Linked DNA regions of Homo sapiens: regions 2 and 3 are each linked to region 1. The links are chromatin contacts, found by Hi-C or POLR2A ChIA-PET in ENCODE. All regions are on one chromosome and are shown on one strand. The core of a region is the stretch at or near the end of the contact, and the rest is flanking DNA. Distances in the headings are between cores, read along the strand shown.

What was found. Hi-C counts contacts between places; a loop is a spot of excess contacts on that map. ChIA-PET counts read pairs that join two places held with the same protein, here RNA polymerase II (POLR2A). Pooled maps may share reads with other maps.
Region 2: a map of posterior cingulate gyrus shows a loop between it and region 1 (2.3-fold over the local background). The contact joins the enhancer-like site here to the promoter of ELFN1 in region 1. A Hi-C loop is called at or near these places in 1 of 168 maps with a recorded cell type or tissue (posterior cingulate gyrus) and 4 of 50 pooled maps. POLR2A ChIA-PET finds 5 or more read pairs at or near these places in 1 of 52 experiments (BJ).
Region 3: a map with no recorded cell type shows a loop between it and region 1 (6-fold over the local background). The contact joins the promoter of UNCX here to the promoter of ELFN1 in region 1. A Hi-C loop is called at or near these places in 4 of 37 single-sample maps with no recorded cell type and 8 of 50 pooled maps. POLR2A ChIA-PET finds 5 or more read pairs at or near these places in 1 of 52 experiments (WTC11).

Annotation. Positions count from the first base shown.
Region 1 is chr7:1,668,329-1,673,301 of GRCh38, reverse strand. ELFN1 (extracellular leucine rich repeat and fibronectin type III domain containing 1) reads right to left here and starts at 3,025. Exons shown (of 4, transcript NM_001128636.4): 1 at 2,948-3,025. RefSeq lists enhancers at 1,473-2,179, 2,180-2,886, 2,887-3,593, 3,594-4,301.
Region 2 is chr7:2,118,026-2,122,998 of GRCh38, reverse strand. The region is part of intron 11 of MAD1L1 (mitotic arrest deficient 1 like 1); the gene reads left to right. Among named protein-coding and RNA genes, the nearest start is that of SNORA114, 31 kb to the right of the region's middle. Within about 2 kb of position 2,703, at least 4 of the 41 ENCODE cell types and tissues checked have a DNase peak (open chromatin) inside an H3K27ac peak, as active enhancers do.
Region 3 is chr7:1,230,317-1,235,289 of GRCh38, reverse strand. UNCX (UNC homeobox) reads right to left here and starts at 2,418. Exons shown (of 3, transcript NM_001080461.3): 1 at 1,999-2,418; 2 at 1,595-1,770. The coding sequence starts at 2,272. RefSeq lists enhancers at 1-696, 869-1,413.

The DNA of each region.
Region 1 (4,973 bases), core at 1,776-4,275:
GGACCCCTCCACCACCCTCTCCGGCCCCACCCCAATCCGGGCCTCAGTCTCCCCATCTGTACAGCTGGTGCTGGAATGGATGGCGCCATCGTCCACTGCAGTGGCTCCACCACCAGCCACCCCCACAAACACCCACCCAAGGCCACTTGACACCTGAGCTTGTGCTGGAAGAAACCAAATCCACAACAAAAACAAAAAGGAAAGAGCGGGGGGGGGCGCTGGAGAGATGACAAATGTATCCAATGTCCGCGGCGGTGCCACCATCCGCTCCAGGTTCACGCCTGGAAATTTATGGCCTCATCACCCAGCCCTGGAGATCTATCTATCTCTCGCCTGTCACTCACTTGCATTTTTAATCCTGCCCCCCGCCCCGCCACCGGCCCCCTCGTGTATTTATGCACCACCCACCCGGGCATCTCGAGGGCCTGCCTGTTTCTTTCTTGTGAAGATATATGAACACCCCAAGTCCATGCACCTCTGCTCATAAATTTCCTCCAATGCGATGGTGTCTGAGTCTGGCACGGAGAAACACAGTCCCCTACCAAAATGGGGAATTGGCTTGTCGGGGGGGAAGGGATCCTGGGGTGGGGGCTCTGACCTCAGGGGGACCTTAGAAGGAGGCTTTCCTGAGTGCTTAGAAAATTCTATCAAAATCTAGAGCTGATGCGTGTGTGTTGGAAACAGATAGAGAAAGTCACCAACATGGGACCCAGGCAGCCACTCCGATTTTACCCCATTGATCTCAGGCACTGTGGTCATATTTTAGTCCCATTAATTTTTCTCTCCTGGAGAGCAGGTGAAGCCTACAAGTATACATTTAGGGTGAAAATATTCAAATGCCGGGGTCCGAGACAGGCAACTACTCCAGGCTCTGGCCCTGGGCGCTTGCTGGGACCCCGGACACCTGTTTCTTGGTGGGGACCGTGGTAGGGAGGTGGAGGAGCAGCAGCCTCTCCCTGGCCCAGGTGTGGGGAGCCTGCCTCCAAAGACACTTTGAAAAATCAGTGCTTTCCAGTGGCAGTCCTGGGGCATGGTGGGGAAGGGACGCCGCCCTCCCTCCCCTCCTCTGGTCCTGGGTGCAGGTGCCCACCACATCCCTGCACCCTTACCCCAGACTTACCAGGCCTCAGGAGTGTGGCTCTGGTTCAGGTGCCCACTGGCTTTTCTGGGAGTCGGGAGCTGCCTGCCGAGCCTGCTGTATCATCCTGAATTATACGCACACAGCAGTCCTGCTGCGGCCGAGGAGGAGGGGGCTGCACAGCTGGCTGTAGGACAGGGGGAGGGGCATGGCCCCCAATCTCTGACTTGGAGACCCCCAGGTCTTCTGCCCACTAGGGGTGGGGATCAGAACTCCCTGACCACCGTATGCCCAGGAAAATGAGGGACCCAAGTGCTGGGGTCCTGGCTGGGCTCCAAACCCCCTCAAATCCAGGTGAGGGGGTGACCCCCTCCCACACACGGCCCCCTGGAGTTTGTCCCCCTGCTTTGGTGGAGTGGGGCGCAAACCTGGGCTGGGACCTGTAAGCCAGTCTTCTCAATGCTTGTTCAATTAAAAGGTGGCAGGGGCAGGGACCCAGGGGGCAGGAGGCCAGGGGGCCAGCCAGGCAGAGAAGAGGAGCATGTTGATGCTTTTCAAGCAACCTATGCCCAACCCAATGGGGTTTCCCCCAAGGCTGGGTGCAAGCTGGACCTCTTTGGAGGCTGGGGGCCTCTCTAGGGGGCAGCCCCTGAGAGAGGCAATATGGGGAGATTTGCCATTTACATCTGCTCCTGGCTCCCGGTCCCTCCACAGCTTCTGTCCCCAGGCTCTCCGCACAGCCCTTAGCCCAATCGAGGGAATGAGCGGCAGAGGCAGCCAGCCCAAGCCAGGGTCCAAAGAGGCCCCACTCCGGGTGTGCAGGAAGGGAAAGTGCTGGCACGGAGGCTTTTTGAGGACGTGCACACCTGGCTCGGCCGGCCTCGACCCTTTCTGCTAAGCCTTCGTTTTTTTCAGAAGGCATGATCATCCTAGCCCCATTTCACAGGTGTGGAAACTGAGGCTCTGAGATTCACCTGCCCCAAGGTCACACAGCTGAGACCTGGAAAAGCCGGATTTTCATCTCAGAGGGTGTCGTTTTTATGGGGGGGGGGGCGGTGTGCGGTACGGCAGGCAGTGCCCCCCGCCCCACCCTCAGCATCAAGCAGGTGACCTGCAGGTTTCAAAGGATGGAAATGGGGGCGCTTGTCTTTAGAGGCAGGTTGGGGCACGGAGGCTTGGCAGCCTCCTCCCAGCCCCCAGAGGGACGAGGACGAGGATGGACTCCAGGTGGGGCGAGGGGTGGAAAGCACCCAGTAAGTTCAGTTCGGAGCGAAGCCCCCCACCCCACCCCCCCGCCAGTGGTTGGACTCAGGGGCTGGGACCGAGGAATGTGACCCCTCCCCGTGCGTGACTGGACGGTCCCCGCGCGGAGCGAGGAGGCTCGCAGCGTCGGGGGGAGGGCGGCCCAGCAGGGAGGGCGATGCGAGCCTGGGGAGGGGTCAGCGACTCGGCCAGGAGGTGAGGACAGCCCCCTAATTTCCGGGAAGGGAAGGGCAGGGGGCCGCGTCTGGGGGGCGCCGGGCAGGGTGCGGACGGCGAAGGGGGACGGAAGGGAGAGAGGCGCTGGGGAAGGGACCTCTCGGAGGCACGGGGCAGCGTGCGGGCTGCGGCAGCGACCCCGACCCGGGCCCCCGGGCTTTGTCGGGCTGAGCCTGCGCCCGCTCCGCCGCCGCCAAGTTCCTCCAACTTTGCCCGCTGCGCTCGGATCGCGCGCCAGGCCTGGGGGCGCAGCAGGGGCTGGGGGCGCACGCTGCGCACTCGGGGACGCCCGGGGTTCGAGGTGGCGGGGGGCTTGGCCGCGCCGCTCCCCGGGGGTGGTCCGGGTCCCAAGTCCCCCAGGTTCAGCGCCCGGCCGCGCTCGCCGCTTACCTGCCCGCCCGGCCTCGGTTCCGGGGCTGCGCCCGCAGCCGCCGCCGTCCTTCAAGCTCTAACTTCGCTCCCGGGATTGAAATTCCTCCCCAGCTTCGCCCATCGATCTGCGCGCGCGGCCCCGCCCCTCGCCGCGCGGCCGGGGGGGAATTCAAGCTCGCCCTGCCCCCTCCCGCCCCCCTTCCCTCCCTCCCTCCCTCCTTCTCTCCCTCCCTCGCTCCCTCGCCCGCCTGCGCGCTCCCTTCCACCCCCTCTTCCTCCGCCGCGAGTCCGGCTCGGAGCCTCTGGCCCTCCCCTTCTCTCCCTGGCCTCCCGAGCCCCCTGCTCTCCTCGGCTCCCCGCGGCAACCCGCTCCTTCCCTCTCCCGGCGACGCGCAGGGGCTGGGGAAGGAGGGGAGGTCCTAGAAAGCGCAGGGGGCGTCCTCGCGGTCCGTCCCCGGCCCTCCCCGCCCACATCTAAAAGGTGGAGGGGGTGGGTGGGTGGGTGGGGGGAGTGGGGGCGACAGCTGTTGGCTGAACAAGCTACCCGCGACTCCCACCACCTCAAGCAAAGCCAAGGCGTTCTCAGGTCCTCCCGTCGGTCCGCCCCTTATCCGGGAGGGCAGGGACCTAGGGGCGGAGAACGCAGGGCGCAGGCCGGGCCTCCTCTGCCCAGCCCTGGCCCCGCTTCCTTCCTTCATTCACCCCAACCTCTGTGAGGACTTCAGGGGGTTCTGGAGCACTCTTCGGCTCAGTTTCACCCTGACAACCTGCCTGTGCGGAAGCCCCCGTCCGCATGTTACAGGAAGGGAAACTGAGTCAAGAGAGGCCCAGAATCTGGCCCTACACAGCGCGTCGAAGGCAGAGCCCCAGGGGCAGCCTGGACCCCCGGCAGGAGCCTCGGGACTCCACGCTCGGGCCGGGCAGGCCCCGGCGGTGCCTGGACAAGCCCGCGTTCGCAGAACGGCCGGCGCCTGGGGACCCTCTCCAGTCCCCGCGCAGCCCGCGCGTCCCCGCCGGCGCCCCCTCCCCGCTTCCTGTCCCCCGCCCGCCTCTGGTTCCCGGCCTCAGTACCCCCGGCACGCTCTCCGCTCGCCGCCAGCAGCTGGGCAATTCAACGAGCATACAAAAGAGTTGACTCAATTCAAAGGCAGCAAATCAAGATAAATCCTATAGTGTGTGGGGACCGGAGAGGGAATGTGAATGAACGCCCACGACGCCGTTCAGTCCTGTATGGACCGGCCTAGCCCGGCTGCAGGGCCTGACACGCCCGGGTCCTAGGGTTCTCCAGGAGCCAGAATCGGAGAGTGGGCTCTGAGCTGCCTTGGCTCCCAGGCCCCCAGCACTGGCCCGAATTTAGTAATTTAGAGCTTGTGGCCTCCTTCGGCTGGCTGGGTGGGGCTCCCGTGATAGGGGTGCAGAGCCTTGAAGGGGAGTGCTAGGACGAAAGCCAGTGCGCCCCCACGATTTCATGCAAATACTGGGGGGCAGGGGCCCTGGAAACCCAGCACAGCCCCAGGGGCCGGCAGGAAGGGCACCGGTGGTTTGGAACACCTAAGCTGTGGCCTTTCTCCCTCTGCCCCGACCTGGACCACGGTCAGAGCCAGGCCGCAGGCCAAGAGCAGGTCCTTGTTTACCCACCAGATAGATACTGCAAGCCTGGGATGTGCCAGGCCTGGGCCTGTGGAACGAGGCCGGCGGTGAGCGGGGCACCCTCTCCTCCCTGCCTGTCTGTGAGGTCTCCCCAGCTGCAGCTCCACTAGGGAGAAGCTGGTCGGCCCCCAGAGCTTCCTTGGTCACGCTTGGAAGGTCCCAGTAAGCTACCCTCCAGCTTCTGGCCTGGCCAGCCTTGTGCAGAAGATGACCACCGGGCTCCGGGCCCCAGCCTATCCACTCCGCCTGCCAAACATAAACCCCAAGAGAGGTACTGGATCCCCATTTCCAGCAGGTTCCCCCAGGCCTGTGCTGGCCAAGTGCAGCCGAAGCTCTGGAATGAGCCTCCTTTGCCTTCGCAGGTGTCCCCCGTGTGCCCTGCGCTGTGCTGGGC
Region 2 (4,973 bases), core at 1,454-3,953, 450 kb before region 1:
CTCAGCAGAAGGGAGGCAGGTGAGGTACCGGTCGCCTTGATAATACACTTCTCTACCAGGGCAGGATGGGCAGACGGTGACGGGGAAGCTCACCTGGGAGGGGCGCTGGGTGGACGGCGGCCGTCACCACCCACACTGACGCCATGGCCTGCACATGTGCAGCTCTGGACAGATCCTGCGCCTTGACTTCCCAGCTGCGCCTGGGGGTGAGCTTTAGCAACCCTTCACCCGTGCACCTGCACAGGTGGCAGTCGTGGCTCTGGCACTGGGGCTGACTTGCCAGCTGCTTGGACCAAGGCTGCATCCTTCCTGCCTGAGTCTCACCTGCCTGGAGCAGGCCAGCGTCAACTCCCTGGTTTGTGATTCTGGGACCTGGTGATTGGCTGTTTTTTTTTTTGAAACAGAGTCTCGCTCTGTCGCCCAGGCTGGAGTGAAGTGGCCTGATTTTGGCTCATGGCAACCTCCGCCTCCCGGGTTCAAGTGATTCCCCTGCCTCAGCCTCCCGAGTAGCTGGGACCTGGCTGATTTTGTATTTTTAGTAGTAACGGGGTTTGTCCGTGTTAGGCTGGTCTCGAACTCCCAACCTCAGGTGATCTGCCTGCCTCGGCCTACTAAACTTTTAGGATTACAAGCGTGAACCACTGCACCCAGCCAGGGATTGGCTGTTTTAAGTAACAGTTATCAAGGTGCTAGATAATATTTTAAGACACTTTGAGGTATGAGATTAGGCAAGGCACACGAGGTGGACAGGTCTGACGCGGGCAGTCTGAGCATTTCTCCAGCCCCCGCGGGTTTCCTCTGTCCCAGCCCTCTGGCCACATGCGGGGTGGCCACTGCTCCGACCTCTCTTGGTGATGGCTTTTCTGTGGATGACATGAGACAGTGGCAGTTCTGCTTGTCCCTCCAGACAAGCCAGGAAGACACTTTTAAAACTCAAGGCCTTTTCCCAAGAGTTCCTCTGTCCCTCCAGTCTCCCCCTCCCCACCCCAGAAGCTACTTTTAACACCCAGGGTCTTTTCCCCAGTGTCTTGGTGCGTCTTGGCTCTCTAGCCCTTCTGTGCGCCTTTGCCGGTCCCTCAGGTGTCCACGTGTCCCCACATCTGGCTGCTGCACGGGTCTGTGTTCCTGCTGTGCCAGCCCCTGCCCGGTGCTGGAGAGGGTGGAGAGCGAGGCAGACACACCTCACCGTCTGGAGGGACAGTGAGACAGACCTCACAGGCCTGCGAGGGAGGTGGGACATCATCAGGCTCGTAGAAAGGTGTGACCTTTCCCTCCCCACCCAACCCTCGAGGACTCCTGGCCCCCAGGCTCTAGTGCTGGAGGCTGAGTTTGGCCACCTTGGCTCTGGGCCCAAGCGGCCTCCTGCTGGCAACATTTCCAGGATGCCGTGATCTGCAGCATAGTCCTGCCCCACTCCCTCCCAGGAGCCCAGAGGCCTGTTATTCTGAGGTCTGTGGTTTCTAATGAAGCCTGACCCATGGGGACAGTGTCAGTGAGCACCTGCCTGGTGGTACACCTCTGGCCACCGGGACTCTGTTAACGACCCTCCCGTGGGGGCTGTGAGGTCGTGCCTGCCACTGCCCGGGAGGCTCCAGCTGGACCGAGTGTGTGTGGCGTATCCGCAGCCTCCCTCATCCCTGCCTGTCCCCACGGTGCCTGGCAGGTGCTGGGGGCCTGGTGCAGAGCCTCGCTCTGACGCTGAACAGAGGTTGGGAGAGGCGGAGGAGCCGCATCTGGGCTTGTCCTCTTGGCAGCACCCAGCGCCTACACCTCACATGGAAATGGGGCTCACCAGTGAGTGGAGACTCAGATCGTGAGGCCTCAGGCGGGAAGGGCCCCAGAGCCACCTGGTCCAGCTCGTCCTGGTGAATGCTGTGGCGGGGCGCCTGCCCTGGGAGCCTGCGCCGGGAGTGTCCTTGCGGCTGGGGCTGGTGTGCCTCTGCAGGAGCCCTGCCGTCACCGTGCGACTCCACTTGGGCCCATCTCCCTCGAGTCCACCTGTGCTGTGATGGCAGCCGCCTGTCTTCCTTGCTGGGCCTCCCCACGTCAGGTCTGCGCCTGCCCTAGAGCAGGTGCAGGGGTGAAGACCTTCCTCGCCCCGCCCTGGAGGCCACACCAGCCTGTTGGGATCCTTTTCTGATCCCTGCCTGCAGCCTTGGAAACGGAAGCAGCTCCTGAGGCCCTGCTGTCCCCCGAGTTCCTCCCATGGGGGCTCGCAGGCTGCCTCCCGCCTCCTGTCCCGCACCCCCTGTCTTTCTTGGCATATACTCTTGTTTACAAGTCTCTCTCGAAGTGATACTCTCAGATAATTATTATGTTTCTGAAACGCCTTGGTTTTGTGTTGTTGGGGAAACAGAGCAACAGAAGACACAGTTCCTGGCTCTGAGGAAGCCTCTGGGTGGGGTGGGCAAGAGTCAGACCCGTGGGGGCACGGGGAGTCTGGCAGAAGGCAGCGCCCTGGGTGTGGGGCTTCCGCTTGGTTCCTGCACTGCGAGTGCCTCCTCCCTGTGCCAGGCTCTGGAAGCCGTGCAGATTGCAGGGTGGTGACCCCAAGGCTGCGCCCCCAGGCTCTCCAGGGTGTGGCGGCCAGTCCTAGGCTTTCTCAGAAGGTGGTGCTGGCTGTGGAGGCAGAGGCTGCTGCAGCGCAGCCTTCGTTATCAGCTGGGAGGAAGTGGTGGCGGGTGTTGAGCTGGGTCAGACTTTAGGAGGTGCCATTTGCTGTAACATACAGGCGGGGCTGTTGGGGTAAGCACACGCCGCAGCCAGTCTGTAAGGAATGGTCCTGAAGGACAGGCAACTGGGGAAGGGAGACTGTGTTGGGCAAAGCCAGCAGGTGGAGAGGGCCAAGAGAGGGGGAGGTGGCCTTACCATAGACCCAGTGTGGGGCGTGGGACTGCAGGAGGCTCCACTTCATTTGGAGGAGTGAAAAGGCAGGTGCCACCTGGTCCCCAGGGAGAGCTGGAGGGCCTGATCTGAGGATGGAGAGCATGAACTGGGGCTCCTCCACCTGGGGCATTGCTAGGGATGCCTTGGGCGCATGCTGGGAGGAGGTGGAGTGAGGAGGATGCTGAGGGCGGCTTTCAGGGAATAAGGAGCTCCTGGTTGGATGCTTGGAAGGAGGGGAGATCCCAGATCAGAGTCCTGGACCCCAGCGAGGAGCCAGCAGGAAAGAGCCTAGGGGTCTGGAACAGTTGTCGTGGGACGTGTGTGGCTGCCATCTGTGTGAGCTGTATGGGTGCAGCCAGGACTGTGCTGAGGGGTCCCCTGCTGGACTGGCAGGCTCTCCCTCCTCAGGAGCACTCTGGGTTTCGGGGTGCATTGTCACTCAGCACAGGTTACCCTCCAGAGCTCCAGCCCTCTGTCCTGCAGCTGTAGCCCACCTGCCACTAAGTCAAGGGCTTGGAGGCCTCTGATGTCTGCATGTGGGTCAGAGCTCGGGCACGTGCTGTCCCCACAGTCGGGACCTGAGAGCTGCCTGGGGTCAACTTGCACAGGGCCAGGAGGATGTAAAGAGCTGCTCTTGTGGCGTCGTCCAGCTTTGGCCAGCTACAGAGAGTGTGCGCCCCACGACAGCTCCTGCTCATCGCATCTGGGTGGGAGATGGAGGACTCTCACCCCGTCCTAAACCATGTGGGCCACTGTCAGAAAGGGTGGGTGATGGAGATGCGATAGGGAAGGCGCTGCGGAGAGCCATGGCCTGGGAGCTTCTCATGTCTGTGAACCAGGGGCGGGGCACTCCTTTGGTCACTTGTTTTGGGGGGATAATGGAGAGGGAGAGGAGGGCACTGGGACAGGAGAAATGTCACAGTAGATGAAACACAGCAGGAGTCCAGGCTGCCTGGCCTGAACCTTCTTGCTTTGTGGAAACACGGCTTCACCAAGAGCACCGGGCAGCAGTCACCCTGAAGCCCTGGAGCTCGAGCCCAGCCGCTCCTGCTTGTCCGCGCAGGGGTCTGGGAGGCAGACCGTCACGTGGGGCTGGAGGCTGGGGCGAGCCCAGGCAGCTGGGCGTGTGGAGCTTTTGGCCTTGATGGAGGACGTCTCAGCTCCAGGTCTGCACTGCAGGTCAAGGAGAGAGACGGGAGGCACAATCGCGGGGTGGCTTCTCCTCTGAGAGCAGGCTGTGACCCAGACGGCTGTGGAATGCTAGGGACGTGTCTGCGCGTGCCTCACGTCACCTGTGAAATGCCTGTGAGATATGACGTGGCTTTTGGAGGGATGTGCTTAGCTGGTGGTAGCCCCTTATCCGGAAGGAAGACTGTGAGCCGAGCCTGCTCCTTGGCGGCATGAACCTGCCATGGAGGCAGTGTGTGGGCAGCAGTATGTGGGCAGGGGCTGGGAGGGACGGCCCTGTTCCTTCACTTCCGTCACCTGCCCCAGGGAACTTGGACATCGAGGGCCTGTCACCAACAACAGCCTTGATAGTGCTTGCTGGGGAGAAAATGCTGGCCCAGTGTGTTGAGTAGTGTGTATCTTGCCGCGTTCATGCCACGCACTACGGATGCTGGGCAGACCCCTGTGTGCTCACCGCGCCCACACGGCCAAGCTCCCGTGGCTCTGACACACCACTCAGGGCTGACCTCCTGCTTCTGGGAGCCTGATGGCAGCACAGGGGGAGGTCCTGCTGGTCAGGAGGGAGGGTTCACCTGCACAGTGTGCCGTGTAGATCTGTGACCGCCAACCACGTCCTGCGTGTGTCAGGCTCAGGCCCCGTTCTGCAGAGGAGCCCCCAGAGCAGGGCTGGCACTGTGCCCTGGATGCTGCCCCATCCACTCCAGTGGAGGGTCTGACAGGCTGTGGCTGAGTGGCACCCCTGGCAGCACAGCGTCCGGCATTGTGGTCAGGAGTGGCCGGCTGGCGGCTTGGGATGAGTGTCGGGTGCACAGGGTGGAGGGTGGGTAAGGGGCACTGAGCTGGCCTGATGGGCTGGAGCCTCCTAGGGCAGTTGGGTGGCCTGATCCTCTCCTGTCCTG
Region 3 (4,973 bases), core at 1,169-3,668, 440 kb after region 1:
TCCGGAAGGGCCTGGGGAGCCGTACTTGGGTGGGCCTCTGCAGCCTCCCTCCCAGGGCACAGCTAACACAGCCTTCTTTCCGCAAACCCTGGGCCAGGGCGCCAACGGAGCCTTCCCAAACCTGCGGTCCTTGGCCTGGGCCACCGGCCAAGGCAGGTGGGGAGGCAAGAGGCGACCACCAGGCCGGAAGGAGAGGCTGGGCCCATCGCGTCTCTTCCATCCTCTCTGCAGTCCTTGTCCTGGGGAGCCACACAGGACATCCGGGGACGGCAGCGCTACACCCTCACTCAACCGCCAGCCACCAAACACACACAGTCAAATCCGTCTGAGCCCCGCGGAAGCTCGGGCAGTCCTGCCCTCCCCAGGAGGGCGCGTTAATACGGATTCTTTGTCGCGGCCACACAGAGACTTGCACAATAGCAGGCCCAGCCTTGTCGCAGGGAGCCTTGTCCATGGGGAGGTCTCCAGCATGAAGCCGAGCCCTCCCCCAACGCTGTAACCGCCTTTTCCTTCTTTAAACTTTTTTTTTTTTTTTTTTTGGTGCGAATTCCGGACTGCCTTGCCTGTAAGAATTAGTCATTATCGTATTAGGGGAGACATGGAGGGGTCTTGACTTCACTTAAGACACTTAGAACAAATTGGATGAAAGGATTTCCAAGCAGAAGAGGTCATGAGAGGAGGTCCAAGCGCAGGACAAACACACCTTTTTAGACAAAGCTATTGGTGATAAACAGGCGTTTTGCCAGCGTCTGCCTCAACGCCTAGCACCCACAACCGCACACCGCACCACAGACCTGGACCCCACACCGCACCCACCGCAGAAAAAGAGGATTTCTTTGCTCCAGGGAAACATTTAATTATGCACAAATCATCTTGGAATTTTTAATCCACCAAGCTGACACTGTATTTTTAAAACAATACCATCAGCCATCTCCAAATGATAGCAAATTTACGGGAAAACAGTCGTAAGAAAAAGATGAGACCGGGGTTATTATTAAAAATTCAGACACCTTTTTTTCTCCCACTTTCTCAATGTGTTAACTGTTTAAGCTTCTGCCTCCCCTTCCTCAGCTGTTCCCTTCTGCAAAGCGATGAATAAATACATGTTTCCATCTGAATATTTTGCAGGCGCAAGGTAAACAGACTCGTTCGCTCCAGGCTGGGTGACAGAGCCTCGCGCGGAAGGTTGAGGCGGTGCGGGGGCGGGGGGGGGTCCCCTTCCCTCTCTCCTCCGGGTCGGAGCCAAGCCGGCCCCTCCTCCCCTCCTCGCCCCTGCCTGGAGACCTCACTTGGCCCGGCCTCCGCCAACCCACCACGCCGCTTCCCGGTTCGGACGCAGCCGCTGTTCTGGTGACTCGGGTGCTGCCGCCGGCCCTTCTCAAGCCGCCCAGGCTTTTGGGGGGCAGTTACCCACCCCGCTGTCCGTGAGGGGCCGAGCCCCAGAACCCCCACCCCTCCACTCTTCCCCAGCAGGCGAGCGCGAAGCGGGCCCGCGGCAAGGGGACGATATCTCGCCACCTGGAACAAAGGCGTCCCGGCGCGCCCAGAGCCTGGGGTCCGGATGGCAGATCCGGGAGCGACGCCGGGTCTTTACCTGAACTCGGGACTCGACCAGGTCTAGGCGCAGCGCCAGCGCCTCGCGCATGAACACGTCGGGATAGTGGCTCTCGTTGAACGCCTTCTCCAGCTCCTCCAGCTGCCAGCCGGTGAAGTTGGTGCGGGTGCGCCGCCGCTTGCAGCCCGGGCTCTCCTTGTCCGGGTCCCCCGAGTCTGCGGGCAGTCACAGGACGCAGCGCGGCTCAGCCACCGGCCCAGGCCCGACCCCCACCCCTCCCTCCCGCTACCCGCTGGCCGCCTGGATCCGGGGGGGGGGGCGCAGAGACGGCCGCCTAGGAGCCGGCTCTCCTTCGCCAGCCCCGGGCCCCCCAGCGCCTCGGCCGGACCAGGGCCCCCGCCCCCAGCCGCACTCCTCCCCGCCCTCCCGCCCGCCGCGCCTACCTGACAGCTTGAAGGGCTGGCCGTCCCCGCCGACCCCGCAGGCGGCTGGCAGCAGCGGCGTGGGGTTGACCACCGAGGCGGCGGCGGCGCACGAGCCCCCGAGCAGGCCGTCGATGGAGAAGGGCACCGAGGCGGCGGCGGCGGCCGACTGCAGCTGGTGCCCGGCCAGCTCGTACACGTGGTGGTGGCCCAGCGGGTAGGGGAAGCCCACCACGCCGCCCAGCGAGCCCCCGAACTGGGCATGCGGGTGTTCCAGGAGGCGGCCGTCCATCATCTCGCGCGGGGGGCCGGCGGGGCCGGTGGCGGGGCGCGGGGGCGCGGGCCGGGGCCGGGGCGGGCCAGCGGCGGGAGGCGCGGGCGGCGGCGGCGGAGACAGGGACCCGGAGCCCCACACATGCTTCGCCCGCACTCCGGCGCTTTACTTATCAACATCAAGCTCCCGATAATTAGCCGCGGCCCGGGGAATTTGGGACCAATAAGAAGCGCTAATCGGCTCTGACGTCAGAGGCGTGCTGGGTGCAGGGAAACGTTTTCCATATCGATTGCTAATTATACCTGACATGCACCTCAATAAACAGTATCAGGAACTGTCACAACAAGACGGGCTGGGGGCGGGGGGAGCCGGAGGGAGGGAGGGAGGGAGGGAGGGGCCGCCCAGGGCCGGGCAGGCGCGGGCTGGTGCCTGGGCCCGGGGCAGGGGCCCCCAGCTAGCCCCCCACTTCACTCGGGGCCGGCCCCGAGCCCGCGCCTCCCGCCAGCCGCCGCCTCCCCGCCCCTCCGCAAATCACTAATAGATTTCCCTTTAAAACATTCAGCGCCGTGTTGTGGGGATTTTTCACCAGAAATGCTGTACTCTCTGAACCTTTAAAGTGATGTTGCTCCAATTACAGAGAGACATTGAGCGGCAAATAGACTGATCCAATAATAGGAGATTCATCATCCGCTTTTCCGAAACTGTCACATTGAATTTAAAACTACAAGGCTTCTCATCTCCTCCTCTCCGGCTGCAGGCGGCGGGAGAGGAGGAAGGAGGAGGAGGAGGAGGAGGAGGGCGATCCCGAAAGAGAAGAACTACAGAATGTAGCACCCTGTCAATAAAGAGGCGTAACTAATGCCCTCTCTGATTGACTGGCAGTCGCCCTATCTACAAAGACAGAGGTGGGGGGGGCTGCGGAGGCTCCCCGACCCCCATCCCCATAAAGCCCGGGCGCAGAGGAGGAGAGAGGGATGGGGACAGGAGGGGAAAAGTAACTTTGGGGTGGGGCCGATCCGCCCCCACCCCCTTACACGCTCGAATAAAGATAAATACATCCGCTCTGACTCGGCCTCTGAAGGATGGGGCTGAAGCACCCAACCCATTTATTATAATTAAATTATGTTCTCAGAGAAGTGTCACTCCCTTCTCTGCTATAAAATATTGATAGACTCAAAGCTAAATCACTAAAGGATATATTCTTAAATAAGCAGCAAATCAGGATTGTGGGCAGCAAGGAAAGAAATGAGGGGATGTCGGTCCATCTCTCTCCTTTGTAAAAAAGTTTGTCAGTGGGGTGGTCGCATTTGGCTGCGGGACCCCAGTGCTGGACTAGTTGGGTTAGGGCCACCTCTCCAGCAGTGAGTGCCCCGAGCCTCGGCCAGCCCAGGGCGGGGAAGAGAGGAGGAGAGCTCCGGCCTGGGCTGGGCCAGTCTGCGGAGCCACCACCACCCCAGGGCAAAGTGACAGACCAGTTGGCTTTGGGTGTAAGTAAGTGACTTGGGCCAGGCCTCCAAGCCCTAGCCCGCGTGAGAGGGAAGGGCAGGCCGGGACCGTGCGCATCTCTGCGTCCCTCCGGGTCAGGTGCCCGTGCCTGGGCCGGGGAGGGTGGGGGGTGCCGGAAACGCTCAGGAGGGGAATGCTTGGGTTGGCGGGCGCAAGGCCACCCCGTCCTGCCACACGACTGCCTGTCCCTGCGACTGGACCCACAGTCTGGCCCTGTTCCTAACTGAAGGTCGTGGACGGGCCGATCCACGCTGACTCCGACTTCAATGACCCTCTTGTCTCTCCTTGCGGGAGAGGAGGGGACGGCGCAGGGTTGAGGACCAGGCCCAGCCAATCCAGGAGACCGAGAGGCGGCCTGGAATTTGGGGAGCCCCCTCCCTGTTTCCAGTCTCACTAGGAAAACGCTGCGAGTATTCATTCCGAGGTCAGAGGCCAAGAGCACTACTTTTCGCCATAATTTAATTTCTGTCTCTATAAATACTAAATGTAAACTCCGTCCATCCGACTCGATTTCGCCAGCAGCCACAAGCGCCTGGTCTTCTGTTGGGTTCGCGAGGAGGAATGCGCGCGGCGCGTGTTTCTGAATACAGAGCTGTAATCTATTCGGCCCGGGGGGAGGGCAGAGGAGGGGCGCGCGCCGGCCGAGCTCCCTCGCCCATCTCTCTTTATTATAATGAATTAATTCGACTTTATTTATCCCATTTTCTGGAGCTGACAGAATGTTAATTTGAGTTGAAATTTCGCTCGCCTCTCACTCTCTGACCCCTGGCCTTCAGATTGGCGTGTTGTAATAACCCGAATCTTTCAACAGAGGCCCTGATAATTGTTACCTTATTAGCATGCAAATTGTTTAATTAATATTATTATGAAGAAGCATACAATCCGTCCGTCACTTGACCTCAAGAGCGAGTCCGCGCCGCGGCGGCTCCGTGCGTCCCAATGCTCGCATTTCAATCGCCCTGTGTTTTTCATGCTGTCGGGCCGGCTCGCGCTCCGAAAACCTCCTCGAGTGTTTGAGAGGGGCCTTTAATGACGGTGGGGGCGGCCGGGACGACCCCCGCCCGGCTCGAGAGCTCTTCAGAGGCCCTCGGCTGCGGCGGCGCCGCGGGGAGTCGCTCGGCTTCTGCTCTCGGCCCCCACCCCCCCACCCCGCCCCCCATTTTCAACATCAAAATTTCATAATCGCCTCCTTGTCAGTTGCTGCCGCTGGAGCGGT